2 separate regions of the Homo sapiens genome follow, and region 1 is linked to region 2. Evidence: read pairs that join two places in POLR2A ChIA-PET (ENCODE). Cell type or tissue: MCF 10A. All regions are shown on one strand. Each heading gives the region's core, and the rest is flanking DNA. Links, peaks and the distances in the headings are about the cores only. Region 1 has its middle 13 kb from the start of MIR802. Region 2 has its middle 82 kb from the start of MIR802.

Region 1 (11,627 bases), core at 4,236-8,235, 69 kb before region 2:
AGCCCAGTGAGACCCATTTCAGACTTCTGGGTGCTGAAACTATACTACAATAAATTTGTATTGTTTTAAGTAACTAACTTTGTGGTAATTTGGTGCAGCAGCCATAAGAAACTTTTACACTTAGGAAAGCACTGAGACACAGCTTAGGCCAGAATATTGGGAAGTCTGGTAAATGTGTGCAGCCAAGAAGGAAAAGCTTTTGTCTGGGGAGAAGTAGGGAGGAGGAAGGGTAGGGAGGGTAGTGTTAGCCAAACATGGTATTAGATGAAAGGCTGGAACCACAGCTGGCTGTCTCTGAGTCTTTTTTTTTTTGGTGGAGTCTTGCTCTGTCACCCTGGCCTGATCTCGGCTCACTGCAACCTCTACCTCCTGGGTTCAGGTGATTCTCCTGCCTCAGCCCCCTGAGTAGCTGGGACTACACACATGCCACCACACCTGGATAATTTTTGTATTTTTAGTAGAGACAGGGTTTCACCATGTTGGCCAGTCTGGTCTTGAACTCCTGACCTCAGGTGATCCACCTGCCTCAGCTTCCCAAAGTGCTGGAATAACAGGTGTGAACCACCATGGCTGGCCTCTCTGAGTCTTAATTGCTGTCCCGATGGATGTCTTTGTTGACCACTCCCTTCCGTACTCACCCCTTGGTTTCTGTCATGCCACACTTGCAGTCGGGGACGTCACATCAGAACTTAGCCAAGCAAAACGTTCAGAGTCCACTGGCACATCCAGGGGTCTTCTTGGATCTTCCCCAGTCTTATCAGAACGACTCACCTCTATGTACCCAAAGAGCCCTCAGTCATTGCCCTTCAGAGCTGAAAGCTGACTGCGGAGGTGAAATCACACACAAGAGACGGACAGGAAAAGCACAGCTGCTGCAAACTTGGGGAGACGGTCCTCTTCACCCCAAACCATCCTCTGTCTGAAACCTGGGATAATTTAATTGAGCTGTGTTGCGGGTTGAATGATTCCCTGTCAAATTCACACATTGGAAGGCCTAATTCCTAGTACCTCAAAATGTAACCTTATTTAGAAATAGGATATTTACAGAGGTCATCAAGTTAAAAGGATGTCTATAGGGTGAGCCCTAACCTAGTGATTGGTGTCCTCACTAAAAGGTAAAAGGGGAAATTTGGACACAGAGACAGACATGCACAGAGGGAAGACAGTGTGAAAACACAGGGAGAGGATGGCATCTACAAGCCCAGGACAGAGGCCTGGAACAGAGCCTTCCCACACAGCCTCACAAGGAGCTAACCTTGCCAACACCTGGATCTCACACTTCCAGCCTCTGGGACGGTGAGAAATGAACATCTGTGGTTCGGGCTGCCCAGTCTGTGGTACTTTGTTGTGGTGGCCCTGGCAGATGCACACAGGTTGGAAACCTCCACAATTTGCATTCACTTCCATAAACAGGTGTTCATTCTTAGGACAGCTGGGGGTTTTCAATCTCAGACACTAAAGAAGATGGTAAGCCTTCTCCACTTCCTTTCTGCTTGTGGTTGAGGTTTGGTACCAAGAAGCCCACCTTTACTGTTTTTTTTTTTTTTTTTTTACAACACCAAGGCCAAGGGAAAAATGTGAAAACCCAGAAGCCCCACCTGGAGAAGAGGGTCAGTGAAGAGTGATCTATTACAACATCGACTTTCTGAGAAGAGCAATTAAATGCACATAATCCCATTTTCTCCAAAGACAGATAATGATTATAGGGCCCCAGCTTCTGGAAAGTAAGATGCTTCTGCGAATGTCCACAAAGATAAACAAAGTTAAAGACCAGGTTATAAATGGGGCCTGTGCAGGGAACCATGGCTCAGTGACACAGGCTGTGTCTGCTGCTCTAACTCGATTCCCCAGCTCTGCCCTCCCCACTGTTTCTGTGAGTTTCTTATATTCCCAGCATCACTCTGCCTCAACTGCTCTGGAAGGCAGAATTTTGGAAAGGAAAGGAAGAGATTTTCTTTACTTTATTTCTCATATGTTTCAGAAAGCTGTATCTTAATCAAAAAGTGTTGACAAAATGCATTCTTAAGCATTTAAAAGTGATGATTTTTTTTTATTCCTTAGAGAAATGGCTTCATTTACTTACCAGAGTCCTTTATTGATGCGTGATACTGACATGACCTAGGAAGCTTGGCCTTTAATGACTTAACAGTGCTGCCATCTCACCTTGACCCTTGTTTAGGGAGAGTTATTCTGTGCAAGATGTCACAGGGAAGACTGTTTGCATTCATGAAAGTCCCTGATTTACCTCTTGTTGTTTGCTTTCCTTAGGTAAATCCACTGACGATGAGTTTGTAGATGAATAACTGTCCTGGGAAATAATTACAAATGCTTTAATTGAAGGCTACATATGTCTTCACAGAAGGTTTTTTATACCTCCTGGGTACAATGGTAGGGACCCTGAGATGGTGCAGAAAAATGAGTGTGAGGTCAAAGTGCATGCATTTGAGACAGTGGAAATCACCATCCTCCGGTAGACTTATGGGGACAAGGATACTAGGCCGAGTGTCTTAGGGGCTGAAGACAGGAGAAATTACACTGCATAGCAATGGTCCCAGGAAAAGTAAGGGAAACCCTAAAGGGAAGGGACCAGGCACCCAGTGCCAGGAGCCATATCAAACATTTCCAAAACAAGGGGTTTAGGCTCACCTGTGCAGATGAGGTCTGATAAAGAGGTCTGATGCATTCCTAGTTCCTAAGAATGTGGAAGCAGGTTTACTCTTACATGTTCAAAATGATAAAGTAGATACTTCTAGTGATGTGGCATTTGGGAAGGGACAAGAAGTGAAGGTGCCTCTGCACACCCAGATGCTGACTCCATGCAAGAGTCAGTCTGTGCTCACAGGGTTGATGGACGGAGCTGTGATTGATGGGATTGGCTGGAGTTCTCCCTGACATGCTCTGGGACCAGCTACTTGTAGAAAAAGTACTAACGAAAGACTTGGAACCAACCCAAGTGTCCATCAATGATAGACTAGATAAAGAAAATGTGGCACATATCCACCATGGAATACCATGCAGCCATAAAAAAGGATGAGTTCATGTCCTTTGCAGGGACATGGATGAAACCGGAAACCCTCATTCTCAGCAAACTAACACAAAAACAGAAAACCAAACACCACATATTCTTATGCATAAGTGGAAATTGAACAATGAGAACCCATGGACACAGGGAGGGGAACATCACACACTGGGGTGTGTTGGGGGGTGGGGGGCTAGGGGAGGGATTGCATTAGGAGAAATTCCTAATGTAGGTGACGGGTTGATGGGTGCAGTGAACCACCATGGCACGTGTGTACCTGTAATAAACTGCACATTCTGCATATGTACCCCAGAACTTAAAGTATAATAAAAAATGAAAAGAAAAAGTGCTAACCTGGAACTCAGGAGGTTCAAAACTTCTTTCCCTGGGCTGTTTATTCAGTCACAAGAAAGTCTGAGAAAGTCACTGAACCTCTGTGTCTCACTTCATTTATCTGTAAAAAAAGGATAATAATGCTTATTTCACTTGTCTCTCAGGATAAATACAAACATCAAACTTTGAAGTGGTTTAAAGATGAGAAGGAAGAAAGAAAGGAAGAAGGAAATGAGGAAGAGAGAGGGTAGGGGAGAAACATGAGTAAGAAAGAAAGGAAGGGGAAAAGGGAAAGAAAGAAGGGAGAGAGGAAGGAAAATAGTTACTTGAAATTCACCTTGCTCTGTGTTGAGATTCTGAATTAAGTGAAAGTTGGGTGCTCTGGGGGAATAGAGGTTGTACCTCTCAAAATCTGTTTCTTGGATACTTAAGCTAGAAAAACTGAGTAGTACAGCCACTGAACTTATATCCTGTATGAAAAACTCCAGTTCCAATCTCTGGAAATTTAATTGCTTGATGTGTCTTAACTTTTGTTGTTGCTGTTGTTGGCTGCAGTCATCCTTAAACTATCAGAATTCTCTTTAAAACTGCAGAACTGTGCAATATACTTTAACCACTGGGCCCTAAACCGCAAAACCCATCACAAAGTCTGGCAAAGCAGATCAACATAAGAGGATGTCTTTGAAAGACTAAGATGAACATTAAATTAATCAACCAATGCTCTAGGGGGAAATGGCCAATAATTTCAAATTTTTCATCTCTGGGAAATCAATTATTATTATGTTTATTGATGTTGTATTTGTCACTATTTTCAGCCATTTCCCCTGATGACATGGGTTAAAATAAGAACATTGTTGTAAAAGAGATTAGACGTGTTCGATTCTGTTTCTAGACTTTCCACCTCTCAGCTACCTGGGATTTGGGAGAGAAATCGAGGCCGTGGGGCAGAGGCTGAGCTGGCTTTTTTCGTTGTTGTTCCTTTCTAGCATTGCTTTTGCCTCAATAAGATTTTTAACATTTAGCTAAACACCAGCTGATGTTTATCATTTGCTGGCCGGATTTCGGAGACATGTGTATATAAAAACACTCCCTTTCCAATCAGGTTGTTTGGGGGTTGGAATTTGTTTCCTCACTCCCCGGAAGATTCTGGGGACCCTCTCCCTCAGTGTATGGGGTGGAACTCCCCCTTGTCAGCTGCAGAGAAAGGGGCATTCTGCTGATGTGTTTAATCCCCAAAATGGAATGGCCCTGACTCACGGGAACCAGTTAACACCAGCCTGTGCACATTGTTCCAAAACCTAATTGCCTATTCCGTATGGAATTCCTCTTGTCCTTTTCGAAGCACTCAGTGATTTGGAGTCACCGTAGCAGTGATCAAGACAGGTTTGTCAGCACAATGACAATATGCAGATCATTCTCCCATTTGGTTGTGTATATATTTGCATTTGCAAATATGCAAAACTGTCATATATATGGTTTGTGTATAGCAATAGAGAAATGATTCTAGAATCACAGTACATGTTCCATCATATTCTATGAAGTTAGAGAAATTTGTAGCAAATCTCACTCACACACACACACACACACACACACACACACACACACACACGTCTCTTCTAATATGCCAGGCACTATATAAATTCTGAGACACATTCTGGGAAAATAAAAAAGCAAATTGACTATACCAACTCTGCCTTTAATGAACACAGTCTAGTGAGTACATTATATTATTAAATCTTAGGTTTATACATACACATATGTTAATGTACCTCAAATAAAAATATAGTGATAATTTCTAAATGAAGCTCTTAGATGACAAATGCGTTTATAAACCTTTATTGGCTTTAGATATTTAAAAATAATACCTGCGTATGCTGTAACATATTTTAAGAACACAGACGCTTACAAAACAATCACAAAATAAACACAGAAGCCCTCTTTTCCCCTTAATCTCACTCCTCAGGTGGCTACGGTTTATAACTGTTTGATGTGTGTTCTTCCTAAATGTTTGTTTGCCTATAAAACATAAAAACAAAGAATATATGTGGTAGATTTATTTGTATGCCATCATCTCATTCTTTTTTTTTTTTTGAAATGGAGTTTTGCTCTGTCACCCAGGCTGGAGTGCAGTGGCACGATCTCAGCTCACTGCAACCTCCACCTCCCAGGTTCAAAAGATCCTCCTGCCTCAGCCTCCCAAGTAGCTGGGACTACAGGCACCCGCCACCACACCAGGCTAATTTTTTGTATTTTTAGTAGAGACAGGGTTTCACCGGGTTAGCCAGAATGGTCTCAATCTGCCGACCTCGTGATCTGCCCACCTTGGTCTCCCAAAGTGCTGGGATTACAGGCATGAACTACTGTGCCCGGCTGCCATCATCTCGTTCTTTCAAATGACTTCCTATTATTCCATATGATGGACGACATGCTATTATCTCATGTCATGGATGTACTAGAATTTATTTAACAATTCCTTATTGGTGGGCACTTAGGTTACTGTCACTTTGTGTGTGTTTTGCACTACATTTTAAATGGATTCTGAATAAGGGAGAACTTGTTATAGCAGGAATACTAGCAATGTCAGTGATATATAAGCAATGTTCAGTACTTGACCATTGAAGCTTTTGATCGAGACACAATATGATCAAGGGTGTATATTAGAATAATGCAAGGTGGGAGCTGAATTGGAATGTGACTCTAAGCAGAGAAGACCAGTAGGCTACTTCTGCAGTCATCTAGATGTGAGATGCTGAAGATTTGAATAGGGGCTATGGTAGTCAGAAAGGAGATAAAAGATTCTGGAATTACCATTCATATTCCATTAACTGGGAGAAATTGGTAGTGAAGAAGAAGATACTAATTCCTAATTGCAACTAAATCAAAGCTACAGTCAGCTTTTGATTTTCTAATGGTGGGACACAGAAGAGAGCTGGGACATGCTTCTGGTTAGTGGACGAATGCTGATCATTCATTTTGGGAATGGGTCAGGTCTTGGGAGTATATGTGACTTGGGGTGGAGGCAGGAGGCTGAGAAAGGGAGGCCAAACAGTTCTGATCTCTCTTCCCTGCTTACATCAAACGCAGCTCTTCTGCTTGCGGAGTTCTTGCTTCTCCACTTGACAGTTGGCTAACAAATGCTCTTAGCTGGAAAGGTAAAGGGGTCCCAACTCACTGCTCAGCCTCAACCATGTTTAATTCAGCCTCAAGTAATCAAAATGTGATCCTTTTGGGGAAATAGAACTGAAAGGAGATGGTGGCTGATTAGATACAGGAATAAAGAAGAGTTAAAGATGGCTATGAGATTTCAAACCCAAATGAATGGGATAATATGGTAACATTAATTGAAAGAACTTGGCAAAGGGATCAATTTTTTTTCTTTTTAGTGGAATCAGGATGGAAATTAATGTCTTTAAATTTTTAAAATGCAAGATGGAGAAGATACAATTAGAAACTGAAAATTTTGTCCTGGAACTCTATAGAGAATTCAGTTGGAGTCATCATCACGTGGCTAAGGTTTGGCCCTATGAAAGATGGAATTTCGCCTGGAAAAGCTGTCAAGAAAGTCAGGGAAAGCACTGTGGTGAAGAGCAGCATTTGGTGATGGGAAGAACAGAGAATGGTCTTAGAAAGAGTTCTCCTAGAAGCCAGAAGAGGAGGGCGCAATTTCAGAAGAAAAGTGTGGTCCACATCATTAATTACCACACAGGGACTGAGGGGACACATGTCAAGATGGAGATGCCAGATCTGCTGACTGAGGATAATTAGTGCCCACTGGGCCAGGGCCAGGGCCAGATGGTAGCCTGGTGCAAGTCTCTGTGGGGAACACACAAGTCCCTGACTCTGGCTTAGGCAGAGGAGGCCAAGAAGGGGAATGAACAAGAGGAGAGAAAGAGAGGGTAGGGATTCCTGCACCCATTTTTAGGGGATTCTCCTTCCCTTTGCAGGTTTCAGTCTCACTCTGAACCACAAGGGGATGTTGTCTTTTTGTTCTTTCCCATCATCAGCAAAGAACTCCAATTTTCTATTTTTGCTATGGAACTAAAATTTGTTACATATTATGGTGGGGTAAAATGTTCATTCCTTCAACTGAAAGAATTTTCCTTCTGACTGTATTTGAATTAAGCTTTTGGTTCTCTCATCGTTAGGTTGTTCAGAAAGGAAAAGCTGGAATGACCTAAATGTCCAACAGCTGGTAGATTGCTTAATTAGATATGTTCAGTAATTCATATTGTAGTGTTCTCCTTTTTTTTAGAAAAAGTATAATATACTGATACATATAAAATAACCAATCATTTGTTCAAATGTACACTGGGACACCAACCACATCCCATAACAGGGAGCATTGCGGGGTAGAAAAAACCATACACTTTTTTTTTCTACAAACAGTAGAAAAAACAAACATTGGCTCTCCTGACTTTCTTTAGCCAGGAATGGAAAATTCAGTCATCAAGGTGTGGGATTTTTCCAGGTGCATTTGACAAATGATTAGAAGGGCTTAGGGAAGCTGTTACCTGGCTTACACTATAGGAAATATGGAAGATTTCTTTTATTTCTTTCTTTCTCTTCTTCCTTCCTTCCTTTTCTTTTTTCTTTTCTTTTCCCACCCTCCCTCCTTTCCTTCCTTCCTTTCTTCCCCTTTCTTCCTTCCTTTTCTCCTTCTTCCCTCCCCCTTCCTTCTTTCCTTCCTTCCTTCCTTCTTTCTCCATCCTTCCTTCCTGCCTTCCTTCTTCCTTCCTCTCTCTGTCTCTGTCTCTTTCTGTCTCTTTCTTCTTTCTCTTTCTTTCCCTCCCTCCCTTCCTTCCTTCCCTCCTTCTTTCCTTTCTCTTTCTTTTCCTTCCTTCTTTCCTTCCTTCTTCCCTCCCTCCCTCCCCCTTCCTTCCTTCCTTTCTTCCTTTCTTTCTTTCTCTTTCTTTCTTTTTTCTTTTCTTTTCTGTCTGTCTCTCTCTCTTTCCTTCTCTTTTCTCTTTCTTTCCCTCCCTCCCTTCCTTCCCTCCATCCTTTCCCTTTTCCCTTTCTTCCTTCCTTCCTTCCTTTCTTCCTTCCTTCTCTTTTCTCCTTCTTTGCTTTTCTTTTCCCTCCCTTTCTTCCTTCTTTCTTTCCTTCCTCTCTGTCTCTGTCTCTCTTTTCTATCTCTTTTTCCTTTCTTTCGTTCCCTTTCTCTTTCTTTCATTCCTTTCTTTTTCTTTCTTCTTTCTCTCCCTCCCTCCCTTCTTTCCTTCCTTTCTTTCTTTTCCTTCCCTCCCTCCCTCCTTTCTTTCTTTCTTTCTTTCTTTCTTTCTTTCTCTCTCTCTCTCTCTCTCTCTTCCTTCCTTCCTTCATTCCTTCATGTCCTATTTCTTCCTTTTTTCTTTTTTTCTTATAGGTTCTCTCTGTGTTGCACAGGTTGGAGTGCACAATCATAGCTCATTGCAGTCTCAGACTTGTGGGCTCAAGTGATCTCCCACCTCAGCCTCACAAGTAGCTAGGACTAAAGGTGTATGCCACCATGCCAGGCTGAATTTTAAATTTTTTTTTTTTGTAGAGACAGGGTCTTGTTACGTTGTCCAGGCTGGTCTCAAACTCCTGGCCTCAAACGATGCTCTCATCTCGGCCTCCCAAATTGCTGGGGTTATAGGCATAAACCACAATGCCGTGCTGATTTTTTTATATAGGTCTGATGAAATGCTGTGTGAACACAAGAAGGAAGGTTAGCCCACAGAGATGTCTCTCACTTTCCAGAATGTCAAATATTTGGGCTGATAACAAAACTTTGAACAGTCATGAAGTATGGCAATATATTCATCTAATGAACTGGCAATATTATAAATGTCTAAGAATCATAAAAATGTTAAGGTTTCATCTTTTCTTAAGTAGAACACTCAGAAGCTGTGTTGGATTCTAATGTGCACTTATTAGACTGTGAAATTATTTCAGTTATTTACTAACCAATTAATGCATTTAAAGGACATATTTTAAAAGGACAATTGAATGCGCAAATAAAGATTTTTGCCTTGTCATCAATTTCAGTGGAATATACTTGTTGGATTCAAAACATGTTTCTGAAATATTTTGGTACCATGAGATTCTCCAGGAATATAATCATAGTTTGAATCATAGGTGGTTAAAATGGGATGGGGTATTAGAAACTACTATCTGGTAACCCATTTTCTTAGAGGAAATTGAAGCTCGTAGAGGTGGAGGACTGGTTCATGGTCAAAGCTAGTGGACAAAATGCATCTCCCTGATTCCCAGTCCAGTGCTGTTTGCAAAGCACAATGATGCCTCATCCAGAAACACAGCTTTAGGGCATTTTTAGAGCCTTCACATCTAGAACCTATACAATTGTATACGGTGGCTCTGGGTAATTTGAACTTGCTGGACAGTAGACAGGGCTATTTTAAACTATCTTTAGGGGGAAGATGAGAGTGGTGTATACTCACAGACAGATACCTTACTGCAGAATAACTCAGGGCTATGCCCTTCCCTTTTCAGCAAGAACACATCTGCTGTGGGAAAATGAAAGGGACCCACAGACTCTTTGCAAACCCTATCTCCACTGGCCTTGTGGCTTCATCACCCGCTGGGGACCCTCCGCTCACTCTCTATCTCAGTTGGGCTGATTCCCATCCCTGAGGTGTCATAAAGTGTGTCTATGCTGTTGTATGTATTTGGGGAGTCATTCGAAAAGGAGTGCATGTAATGGATGGGTGGGGAATAAGTGGGACTTGGATGATTCTCTGACTCAGGAAATCAGAGATCTCTTGGGAAGGATTCATAACAAGTGTGATTTTTTAAAAGTTTAACTTAAGTAAGAATAATAAAAAATTACTGAGGTAATACAAGAGAAACAAGGATGTTCCAGCCTCTGCCTTCCCCTTTCCCTAACTTCCGACCTTCCTCCATCCCTGGAGGCCTTTGCCTTTAACCGCTTCTGTTTTTGCTGTTATTAGTTACTTCTGGTGGTTAACTCCCTATCTTTAAATAATATGCCTCTGCCGGTAGTTGTTATTCCCCTTGCCTACCTCTCCCCTCCCCATTTGGTGGTATCACTATTTTTTCCTTTATTTCTACTAAGAAAACTTCCTCTCCATATGAATGTAAATAAAACTGCATCCCAGTTGTGTTCACTACCATATACAAGGCTGAGCTCCAGATAAATTAAAAACCTAAATATAAAATATAGTACTATAAAGGTAATAGAAAAAATGTAGAATATCTTCGCGAGTTAGGGGTAAGAGAATAATTATAGAAAACTTCAATATTAGGCCCCTGTAATCCCGGCACTTTGGGTGGCCGAGGCGGGCAGATCATGAGGTCAGGAGTTCGAGACAAACCTGGCCAACATAGTGAAACCCCGTCTCTACTAAAAATACAAAAATTAGCCGGGCATGGCAGCATGCGCCTGTAGTCCCAGCTACTGAAGAGGCTGGGGCAGGAGAATCGCTTGAACTCAGGAGGTGGAGGTTGTAGTGATCTGAGATCTTGCCACTCCGTTCCAGCCTGGGTGACAGAGCAAAACTCCATCTCAAAAAAGAGAAAAAGACTTCAATATTACAAAAAAAAATAAAAGCCTGGTAGATTTTATCACATCAAAGCTAAGAATTTTGATTCATTGTTAGACCTCACATAGACAAAGTTAATAGCCTGTATGTTGGGAGAAGATATTTGCAACTTCTTAAACCAGGAAGTCTTATATAGTGTTAATTTGCTTGACTGTTGTAATCACGTCACTCAGTATATGTGTATAAAAGATACCTATAGAGGCTGGGCGCGGTGGCTCACGCCTGTAATCGCAGCACTTTAGGAGGCCGAGGCAGGTGGATTACGAGTTCAGGAGACTGAGACCATCCTGTCTAACACGGTGAAACCCCGTCTCTACTAAAAATACAAAAAAAAAAAAAAAAAAAAAAAAAGCCGGGCATGGTGGTGGGCACCTGTAGTCCCAGCTACTCGAGAGGCTGAGGCAGGAGAATGACGTGAACCCGGCAGGCAGAGCTTGCGGTGAGCCGAGATTGCGCCACTGCTCTTCAGCCTGGGCGACAGAGCGAGACTCCATCTCAAAACAAAACAAAACAAAACAAAAAAACTTATATAGGATGATCAAGGAATCAAGGCATATTAAGAAAATGCCACAAAATCTAAGAAAATGGCTATAACAAATAAATTCAGAGGAAGGGATCACTGAACAACCAACATTTATATTAATAAGTGTTCCAAATTATTAGGAAGCAGTGAAATGAAAATTAATACAATGAGATGCCATTTTCTGCACAGTGGATTGGCAAAATTAAGAAGT
Region 2 (11,627 bases), core at 4,797-8,796:
AATTTGCTGGCAATTATTGTGTCTTTACCATACACTTAGAATCACATTCATTTACACTCCAGGAAGAAGGATGACTCTTTATGAGTTTTTTATTTAAATTATTGATGCTTAAAATCATGAGCCATTCATTTCCTGCTTTCTCAACGTTGGTAATTGACTAGTTCAGGGCAGGTGTGGGCTGAGAAAGCCGTTTACTTGGCATGAGGAGTGATCGCTTCAGAGGCCATGCTGTTGCTTTTGCCCACGGATGATTATCAATCATAGAACATTCTAGTCTCTACTTTGGGAGCACAGGTGGTTCTCTCTGCATAGCTGTTTTCTCTAGAAGCCAATGCCAGGGTTGGGTTGTGGGCTATCGAGGTACATGCCGAAGTACATATAGATCTTTTACCCTATCCGCCCTTTCCTCTGTATGTCATTTAGGCATCCAGCCAGGGGTAAAATCTTGTACCAAATTCTGCATGTAAGTGGTCCATTCTTAAGAAGACCAAATAGAAACACCTACAAAAGAAGGTTGGGCAAAGGTAATTTACATGAGGCAAGATGTGCAGCTATGAAAATTTTAAAAGCTTAAATTGCAAATGATGACATTTTGGATGAGATGCATCACTTTACTCAAAGGAGAGTGTGGTGAGGGTGGCATGAACCCCCACTCGCTAGAAACTCGAAGAAGAATAACACACGGTCCTGAACCCCAATAAATGCACAAATGTATCAGAGGACACAGATTGTTTTTTTTTTGTTTTTGTTTTTTGTTTTTTGTTTTCAAGATGGAGTCTTGCTCTGTCACCCAGGCTGGAGTGCAGTGGTGCGATCTCGGCTCACCACAACCTCCACCTCCTGAGTTCAAGCAACTCTCCTGCTTCAGCCTCCCGAGTAGCTGTGATTATAGGTGCCCGGCACCATGCCCGGCTAATTTTTGTATTTTTAGTAGAGATGGGATTTCACCATGTTGGCCAGGCTGTTCTCGAACTCCTGACCTTGTGATCCGCCCGCCTTGGCCTCTTAAAGTGCTAGGATTACAGGTGTGAACCACCAAGCCCAGCCAAGGACACAGATTCTTAAGCATTGAGTCATAGTAGAAATGGGATGAGTGTTGTAATCAAGAAAGAACACATAGGAGAGGGAATGTAGAGGAGGAAACTGTTCATTCTTTTGGGAAGGAAGTGGTAGATGATGAGAATGCAAGGGAAGTGACATTGGAGTTCAGGCTGGAAGGGTAAGAGAGGTTTGTCCGGTGGAGGAGGGGGAAAGGGGATTCCAGGAATGTTCAGATTAGAAGAGACCAGCTGGCTGTTGGAGTATTGGTAAGAGACTGTTTAGGAGGCAACTGAAATCTTTTGGGAGGTTGATTGATGGTAAGGCATTGATGGTGAGAATGCTGAGTGAGCCTGATTCAGACAGACATTTTGGAGATAAAAGTGATGAGTATTAGGGAACCAATGCAGGGGTTTAGGGAGAGAAAAAGGAGACAGGGAGGATTATGACATTTCTAGCTTAGGGGAACAGGTGGACACTTACTCCCTTAACGGAGACTGAGAAGATTTGGGGAAGATAATAATGCATTCAGCTTTGGCCATGGTAAATTTGAGCTGCTTTAGAGATATCTTGGAAGTGACAACTGGTCAGCTTAGGGGCTTGTGACATACTGGTCAGGATAGAAGGTGACTCTGATAATCTGTAAGTATTGATACATTTTATTCTAATTTTAAGTAAGTTAGCATATTTGGAAGTGGCATTAAAATTTCTGTCATTTATGCTTAAAACCCTCATTAATGCATTCTTCATCATTGTTTTCGTTTTCTTTGGTTCAGAGAAATGAAGTCTTTTCATTAATATGTTAATATTTAATCTGATGATGTATTATGCTTTTTTTCCATCTCTGGAGAAAGAGCCAACACGTTAAATCGTACACTAATATTATACTAATATATTGTAAATCTCTAGAATGTCATTTATGTTTGTTAGGCCAGTATAAAGTGTTACTTAAAAATTGAAAGTGTGTGAAAGGGAAGCACCTAAAGAATTACTTGTCAATAAATTGTTTTTTCTTAGTGAAAGACAATGGGGGTGGTCACTAGGAAAAATAATTAGTAGCCTAATGACATTCAATGGTGTGTGTGCTATTGGGGGAGTGATTGGTGATTCCAACTGGACTGTGCTTTTATCTGCCTCTTCTGCTTATGAACATTCTATGGCTCCCCATGGCATGAGGGATAAAGTCAGAAAGTCTCAGGCTGAGCCTTTCAAGTCTTCACTGATCTGGACCCCCTTCACCTCTTTGAAGTTATCTTCTATAACCATCACTTATAAAAAATCCCTTTTCGAGCCAATTTGGTCTTCTTACCATGACCCAAGTATGACGTAGGTATTTCTTCTTTGCTGCCTGCCTGGGCTCTTCTTCCTCATCTCTCCATGTAAAGCCTCGCTGGGGTACTCAGTGCTGATGACTGTTTTATCCAACAGGCGGTGTCAAGCCCATGGTGGTTTTCCATATCATTTGACACCTTTTTTTTTTTTTCTGGAGGCTCCCTCTGATTGCAGAGGTTGGGGAAGAGATACTGGTTGGAAGCCCTTCAGGAGGCCGTTGCCATGGTCCAGGCGAGCAAGGAGGAGGCAGCATGCTGGATTCTAGGGGAGAGGAGGCAAATTAGACTGAAATTTCCTAAGCTGTGTCCACCAAGCCAACGATCTTTGGTCGCTTTTTGAATTTCTCTTGTAGATGGCAGTGAAGATGGGAAAATGGGAAAACAGCAGGAACAATTAGCAGGAGTACAAAAATCAAATCCAGTCTGGAGCATATGCATTTATGGGGTCTGGAATATCCAGGTGGTCTTAGTTGTTCTCCTGGCAGCTGAGAGCACCACTCTCCAGAGAAGCCAGAGACAGAGATATAAAATAACCATTAAAAGCACCACAAATATTTTCATGCTAATTGTGGCTTCTAGATTCTTTCAGGGATTTGGAAATAGTTTGTTTTTCACATATTTTCAGCATTATTCTTGCCATCTTATTTTTAAAATATGGTTTGCAGTATCTATGAAGAAAACACTTGCTTAGCAAAAGCCTAACCCATCTTAATCATGAATTCCAAATTCATGGCATCAGAATTATAAGTAGTTTTATATTATATAATTAGAAGAAGATTCCAGTGTTTGGTTCATTGACTCTGGAGCCATGTTACAGTCTTGTTATATTTGATAATGACACAACAGACATTCTATCAGAAATTAGATATCTGGAGAGAGATTCCAAAATGCTTTAATCTTGTCACAAATCAGAAGCAGCTGTTCCTTTTTTTGTTAAAAAAAAAAGAAAGAAAGAAAAAAATACCTCAAGTTTGGATGGTCCTCAAAAAAGAAAATGTGACTTACAATCTTAAATAGCAGATTCTGGGATTTTCAACTGGCAGGTGTTTTCCATCAAAAAAACCTCCCCCCACCCCACGTTGATTTTATTTCTTTAGACTTCTCTCAAACTGAAAATTGCATGTGTGTAATGAGCTTCATCACATGCACTTAGGCGTTTATAACTAAGGCTAAGCCATATCTTGAGACTTTTACACACCAAGGAAAACAGATACCATGGAAAATAAAATTTAAATACTACTTGCCCGCTCTGAGTGGCCGGAATAACTGAAGAGAGAAATGTTATGCTCATCAGTCAGCAGAGGACTCCAAGCCTTGAGTGCTGAGCCTACAAACCTCCCGTAGGTTCTATGGTGACATGAAACTGCTGTCGTAGAAACTCTAAAACTAACAAGAGTATTAGCTTCATTGATTTTTTTGAAAATGGAAAAATGAAAAAAAAAGTGCTCAGCTAAATCCAGGAAAGAGATTTAATACAACTGTCTTTTAATAATATTAAGTTTCCCAGAATCAATATTTTCTCCCCCTCATATTATACTATGGGTTGCTACACACCAGTTGCTATGTAAGGGAATGGAATCAATATAGACTTACCTTCTTTGGAGACTATTTCAAAGACCTGCATAATGGTGCATAGATTAGGAAGAATGAAATTGAATTTTAAGTACACTGACATGCTGTCATCTTCAACCGGGAGAATATAGATTGTTCCAGGGCCTGTGAGACCCAAGGGATTCAGGATGAGAGGTGTCAGCCATGGATGAACCCACAGAACCCCAAGGATGGCAGCTCCTCTAGGATTGTTTAACAAATGCCAAACACAGGCATTTGGGCCACTCATAATATAATCTTCAAACACTCTAGGGTGTACTTCATGGGGGGTGGGGGAATGGTGGTGTATTCTTTACAAAGTTTAGCATAGTGATTTTTCAATTATGCCAGAGCAAGTTTGTGTTAACTCAGACTCTGATGTGGTGGTTCCTTTCTACTTAGATTTTAAATTTTACTTTATTTTGGGAAATTGAATGAGTATTTCTAAGTCAATAGGAAGAACTCTTGAAAGCATCACTGCAATGTTTTTACAATTGTTAAAATGATATTTTTCATTAACATTTATGCAAAATAGTAATACCACAAAAAAATCAAATACCACAAAATATATCAAAACAACTCAAATTTTCAGATGAGATGGGGTGTGTTCAGAGTGGTATGGCTGTAGATGAAACAACTCAAATTTTCAAAGGGGTTAGGGCATATTAGTTTTTGAGCATTGATTAATAGTGATATCAGTCTCTTATATTATGAGGATGACTTGAATAAAATCTGGATGTTTAATGTGATGTTGATATTTACAAGTCACTGTTTAATAGCAATCCCACTCTTGGGGTTTATCCTGGAGTAACGAAAACTTATGATGACACAACAACTGATACATAAATGTTTATAGCTGTTGTGTTTAAAATTACCAAGATCTAGAAATAAACCAGATGTCCTTCAACAATTGAATGATTAAACAAACTGGTATATCCATACCATGGAATACTATTCAGCAATAAACAAGAACAGATGATACATGTGATAACTTGGATGATTTTCAAAGGCATTATGCTGAATGGAAAAAGGCAGGTTCAAAAGGCTGTATACTGTATAATTCAATTTATCTGACCTATTTTGAAAATATCAGAATAGATCTAGAGAACAGATCAATGGTTTTTGGAGCTGGGGCAGGGGAAAGAGTGGAACTATAAAGGAAGAGTCATAGGGAATTTTTTTAGGGTGATGGAACTGTTCTGTATCCTGATTGTGGTGGTGGTTATACCAACCTACAGCTGTGTTAAAATATATAGAACTCTACACCAAAAGGGAAAAAAGTCAATTTTACTGTTTAACTTATAAAATAATTTTTTAAAAAATGCCTCTTACCTTGGCTTGACTTATTTTTTAACCTGGACACAGCTGCATAAATATTAATGGGTGTTGAATGTCATAGAGAGAAATCCATTTGTAGGTAGGCTATTAGCACACACATGGTTAGGTTATGGGAGGAAGCTATGTAGTGGATTGGATAGGAAGTTGCTGATTTGTTACTTTATAGGTGACTTGAACATACATAACCCGTACGTCTTCTAGTGATTATTGTGGGCAGAAGTCTGTGTTAGCAGTCATAAGACCTCATATTTGAATGCTTTATAATTCTTAGCACTTTCCCATTTTCTCATTTTGGTATTGTGAGCTATGTAGGGCAGAAATCCTTACCAGAGGTTTGTCAATGCAGGAAACTGATGCACGGGAAATTTAGGTAACTGGCCTCAGCTCACACAGCTGGAAAGTAGCTGGGACTGGCCCTCAGAGCATTTAGCTCTTGGAAAATTCTGAATTTAGGGTTTATTTTTAATTTTTTATATTTAAAATATTTTTTTAAATCTAAAATTTTTGTTTGCATCATTCTAGCTCCAGGTATATCCTGCAAAACTGGAAATCACTGAGACCACTTAAGGAGATGCACATATGTAGCTAAAGAACCTCACATCATAATATGCCTGGAAAACAAACAAACAAATGGACAAACAAACAATACGCCACCTGATTACTGATCAGGGGTCTAGTATAGGGAATTCTAAATCCTTGCTGGTCTTTAAATTTTTGGTTAGCTGAAGACACTTGGTAACCTTCTTAGACTTACGTTATCTTTTCAAAAAAATTAATAAATTGGGGGTTTGCTTTATTGCAGAAACCTGGGATGCAAATGAAACAGATGCAATGCAGGGAGAGTGTAGATTTTGGCTGTTGCTGCATTTAAAAAGGACAGTGGTAGAAATCAGAGGGGGTTTCTGCCAGGGCCCTGTGGGCTTGTAGCAAATGCAGCACCAGCTAGGAAATGGTCCACCCAGTGTGTAGAATGGTGGCACATCCCCCTTTTCTAGGAGAAAGTTACTATTTTGAACGCATAAATATGATCTGGAGTCCCAGAAGACTAAAAGTTGGGCCTTTCTTTCCATTTCCTTTTCCATCATTATAATTTCAAAGCTCTATGCTTCCTGCAACTTGTGTGAGGAAGGTGCTAGAAATTTTGCAGGAGACCTGGGGAAAAGACAGGTTCCTAGTCACATTATAGAGAAAGTACTGATTTTGTTCTGAAGAGTGTTGCAGACCTGAAAACACGTGGAAACAGCCAAACAAACAAACAACAACAACAACAACAAAAATACCTCCTCTCTTCTTGAGAGTATAAACTGCATTCCACACAGTTCTATTATTTATAAAGGTTTGCAGAATATTTGGACATTCAGATATAGGTGAGTGGATGGAGGTATAAATGATACACCCTGGGGCTGGGGGAGATGGAGACTTGGCTGGTCTCCTGGTTTCCCAAGTCCTTGGTAAGTGGGTCAAGCTCAAGATAATCCAAGTACACATCTTTCTCCTTTCATGATGACAGAGTGTCCTTTTGTGCAATTTATATCAATGGGGCAGATTAGATGAGTGACTCAGGCATGCTGTGTGTTCCTGGTCATTTTCCTTGGCAGCCCTTTATGGTGACTTGTTGACATTTGGCCAATGAACAAGCAGACTCCGCTGTGTTGGATCAGAAAGAACAAGCCAAGGGGCAGGACAAAATGAAAAGGCAACCACGTCCTCCCTCCTTTCCTCTTAGGTGTCCACCTATGACAGAATCTCCCATTACTCCATTGGGCAGCAGAACATTTCAAAGGATGAAGTGAGTCTTTCTCTCTTGGCATCTTTCTCGTTTTCATCTCCTTTGATCCCTCCTTTGATCCCACTTTCTCGCTTCCCATTTTTGTTTCTTTCTCCCTGTTGTTTGACTTCCTTTGTGTCTCTCTGTGGAAATCTGCTTTTTAAATTTACCCCTTTCTCCCTCTTTAGATGCTGATTTGCAATTCTAACCCATGGTGTACAATAAGCCCTCTCTGAAGAAGATTCCTGAAGACGCTCATAGGGCAACATGTGTCTATCTGTGAAAGTCATTTCCGAATCATTTATTATATTTTTATGCTTAAGGCTAGTGGTCCAGATGGAATTTTTCCAGTCCTTCCTCCAAGTCTGCCCTCACTCCGAGATGCTGCCACTGTGCATGAGATATTCATCATTGGATTTGGGCAGTTTGGTTTATGAAATTATTACTGCCTGCTAGTCTACGAATTTCAAAATGACTACCTTAGAAACACCTAAACAAAATACATTCTTAGGATGCTAAATATCAACTTTAACTAGGAAGTGAGCCTGACTGTACCTGTCTGGGCCTTTCCCTTACTCTCTGGGTCATCTTAGCTATGCATTCTGGCTGTAGCTTGTTAGTTGACCTTATCAATGTAGTTTTCCTCCCAAATAAAGGGCTTTTCTCATTCAGAGAATTACCTCTCAGGTCGCAGCTGCCACTCTGCTCATTGGTTCTGGCTGACAACCTGCCATAGTAGGTCCCTGTTTTCTGTGAGCATAAGTCAATGGTTATTTTATGCCGTTCAGTTTTTTTTGCAGTAATAGTAACTGGAATGGACATCATCATAACATAAGCCATCTACTTAGATAAAGGCATCTTTTACCTTCCTTCTCCGATAGGCACCAATTCATGCTCTGTCTTCTAAATGGCAAAACCGTCAGCTTTCCCTATTTGTGGGGAAGATATTGCACAAAGATTCAAATTTCACCACACATTGAAATTTGGGAAGATAATGAAAATGGATTTCTATCTACCAAGTTTATTAAAAGTTGGCATTAAGCACCCCAGTGGTTCTGGGATAGGACTTTTTTGCCTAAATGAATTATGGTAGGGAATTATGCAGAAACACTATTTTGTCATTATCCTAATAGAACCTCTATGGGTAGGTCAAACAATCTTAGATAAACCCTCCTATCCTTGAATATTATTGCTGCATCTTGTCCAGTGTTAATCACTCTACATCTAGTCACTTTTTGGCACAGCATCTCTTTCTAGGCTTCTTATTATTTCTATTGCTCTTTAATTTCTCAGTCAGTCATTTTTAATATGACAGATCCACACTCCACCCAGTAATCCAGTAAGGGCCTTAAATTCTGAGTGTAAGGAGGAAGTTAGTTCTTTGATTTTGTATGCTATTTTTCTGTAATATGTTTGGATATCGTATTAGTTTTATTTTTGAGGTAAAATTTACCATTTTAACCATTGTAGCATATAAAATTCAGTAACATTAAGTCCATGTATAATGTGGAATAATCACCACTATGTAGTTCCAGAACTTTTTCATCATCCCAAACAGAAACCCCATATTTTTTAATCAATCATTTCCTGTTCCCCATCCCTCCATCTTCTGGCAATCCCTAATCTGTTTTCTGTCTCTATAGGTTTGTCTATTCTGGTTATTTCATATAAACAGAATCATACAATATGTGACCTTCTGGGCCTGTCTTCTTTCACTTAGCATAATGTTCTCAACATTCATCCATGCTGTGGCATGGATCAGTACACCTTCCTTTTCTTTTTGGCCAAATAATATTCTTACATCAAGTTTTTAATTGCAGCATATTCTACTGCTGACTCAGGACTCACAGACCCTGATTTATCTACAGATCCCCATCTTCCATGAGCATAAGTCAATGATTATTTTACGCCATTTAGTTCTTTTGAAGCAATAGTAACTAGATTGTCATTTTATGACATCATGACCTCCCCAAGGGGCTTTGGGGCTTGCTAACAGGGGAAGACATGGGAGGAGAGCTGAGTAACAGTCATGAAATGCCAAAAGTGACACACCTCATATTTCATGAACCATGACTAATCACATAGCCAAGCTGAATTTCAAGGGAGTGAAGACATGTAACCAGCACTTCACCAGAAATAGACAAGAACTGGAAATTGGTGAACATCAGTAACAACCACCTCCAAAAACTGATAACCACGTGCCTCCCAATATGGGCCGAACTGTGTCCCTCTGACTGTCAATTCATGTGCTGAAGACCTGACTCCCAATGTGATGGTATTTGGAGATGGGGTCTTTGGAAAGTCAAAGGTTTAGATTGAGGTCATGAAGGTGGGGGCTTCATGATGGAATTAGTGCCTTTAGAAGAGGAGACTTTAGAGAGATCTCACTCTCTCCTTTCCCCTACGTCAAGTAAATATCTGTTTACAAGCTAGGAAGACAGCCCTCACTAGAACTCAAACTCAGCAGTGCTGGCACCTCAATCTTGGACTTTCAGCCTCCAAAACTGAGAAAATAACTGTCTGTTGTTTACGCCATGCAGTCTAGGGTGTTTTGTTATGGCAGCCTGAGCCGACACCACCCACCCTGCAAATGTATTCAAATGTACACTTATTTCCTACGTACCCACCTTCCGCAGTAAGTTTGCTGGGATTGTACACAGCTAAGGAAACAGCCGTCCATATGTTTTTGTGCTTTCTCTCCCATCATGCTATTTTCTCTGAGGGGTGTACATGCTACACATGTTTTACAGGTACAACCCAAATACATTCTTCACATTTCTCTGACTTCCAGGGTGCATTTCTGTGCTTGAGGAACTTTAGAGAGTCCCAGCATTTTGCTAAGTGGCATTATTTAAACAGATTGATTGATTATGATATGAACAAAGCAAATGCCCGCACACCATGATATTCTGTGGGAAGCAGAGTTGTACTACTCAGCTCCTTCTAGAGGCAAGCCGATTTCTAGACCACATTCCATTCCCGTCTGGTTTCATCTGCCACATCTCTGCGGGCAAAAGAAAAATGCCTTACACGATCAGAAAAACCATGTTAATTTTGGAGCTCTCAGTATAGTTGCCATCAATCCTGATTGGCCTCCCAAGTCACAGTTAATGGATGGTAGTGTAAAGAAAAAAAAATCGCATTAAAAATGACCCCGCCAATGATAAATTGTACCCAAATTGTAATTTTGGGTACCCGTGATTCACCAACGATATCTTATTTTTGGAACAGTAGCATAAGTTCCTCAATGGTAAACTGCTGCTGATAAAGCAATTTTCCATGCTTTGTTTTGTTTTTGGTAACAGGCAAGGTCCATGTAATTCTAGTGGGTGCTAATGGACCATGTCCCTTTGAAGGATTGAGAAGATTGTTGCAGATTTTCTTTAGACAACTGAAATTCTGCATCCAGTGAAGCTTCCATTTTTAAAGAATGAACTCTCTGCTTCCAACAAAATTTTATTATAGAGGAAAATGTTGATGGTCAGGTGAATCCTAGGGAGGTTTGTCCTGGTCCCCACCCACGCCAGAGTTCCCTCTATGCTCTGCCTAGAAGTGCACTGCTACCAAAATCAACGATTAATGGTTGAAAAAGTCTGAAAAATGGATATCCCTTTGGCCTTTCTAAGGTTTGTCATTAGTTGACATACCCATTACCTCAAAAATCAAATGTGTTTGTCTAAACATTATTCTGATGTTTACTTTGGGCACTAAAGGGCAGACAGCTGACCACGGACGCGCTGACAGTGATCAATTCAGCCTCGGATCTTGTCACTTTCCCTGTTTATTCTGCTATCAATCTCCCCTTGGCCTGCCATCGTGGCTGCTTTCTGCTGCTCAGGCGCTTTTAAAACTAACAATAATCCAATTTAGAATTGATCCATGAGAATGTGTGGTCAGTAAGCAAAATGACAAAGTCTGCGTGCGACTGCTGACCACAGTCAGGGGGTCTGTCTTACAGGAGGCTGAAGGCAAATTTTAATTAATTAATTAAATGCTAACAGCACTTAGGCCTCTTCCGTGGGGGTTCTTTAAGTCAGACCCTCTATGTTTCTGTGTCTTAGAAAAGGAGAAAACTAGGCCCACTCAGCATCTGCTAGACCAGGTACCTTCTACAAGAGTGCTGTGCAGGGAAACATTCCATTATGGCGGAAATGGTCTGTATCTGTGCTGTCCAATGCGGAGCCCCGAGCCACCTGTGGCTCAACTTGAAATATGGCTTGTGCAACTGAGAAATTGAATTTTTAATTTTATTTAAATTTAATTTATTTAAATTTAAAGTTAAATAGCTACATATGGCTATTGGTTCCAGCACTGGTGGTCATTGCTCTTCTAGAATGTTGAGGTGTTTGTGGTGAGGTAAAGCCTGGTAATGTTGTTTAGGATGTCATAGTGATCAGGAGGCCACAGCCTCCCCCCGATCCAGCACAGCTAGAAACCAGGCAAGAGAACTGAAAGAAGCTATTCAAAGGCTCCCCTGCATCCTAAAGGCAATAGCATGTTTGACCAGGGCAGCCTTCCTGCTCTGTGGGAATGGGGCTCCTTCAGTGGCCAAGACGGCCTTC

What was found. Peaks named below come from ENCODE experiments on the same cell type or tissue, not always from the same donor. Only the 100,000 strongest peaks of a DNase experiment are listed, where the experiment ranks them.
Region 1: POLR2A ChIA-PET joins it to region 2 with 6 read pairs; 2 of 35 experiments call an interaction of 5 or more read pairs at or near these places.

The regions. Positions count from the first base shown.
Region 1 is chr21:35,701,585-35,713,211 of GRCh38, reverse strand. No RefSeq gene overlaps it. Among named protein-coding and RNA genes, the nearest start is that of MIR802, 13 kb to the left of the region's middle. In MCF 10A, for the core only: no CTCF peak of the experiment used is centred there; no DNase peak of the experiment used is centred there.
Region 2 is chr21:35,632,900-35,644,526 of GRCh38, reverse strand. No RefSeq gene overlaps it. Among named protein-coding and RNA genes, the nearest start is that of MIR802, 82 kb to the left of the region's middle. RefSeq lists an enhancer at 9,350-10,549. In MCF 10A, for the core only: no CTCF peak of the experiment used is centred there; a DNase peak (open chromatin) is centred at 6,906.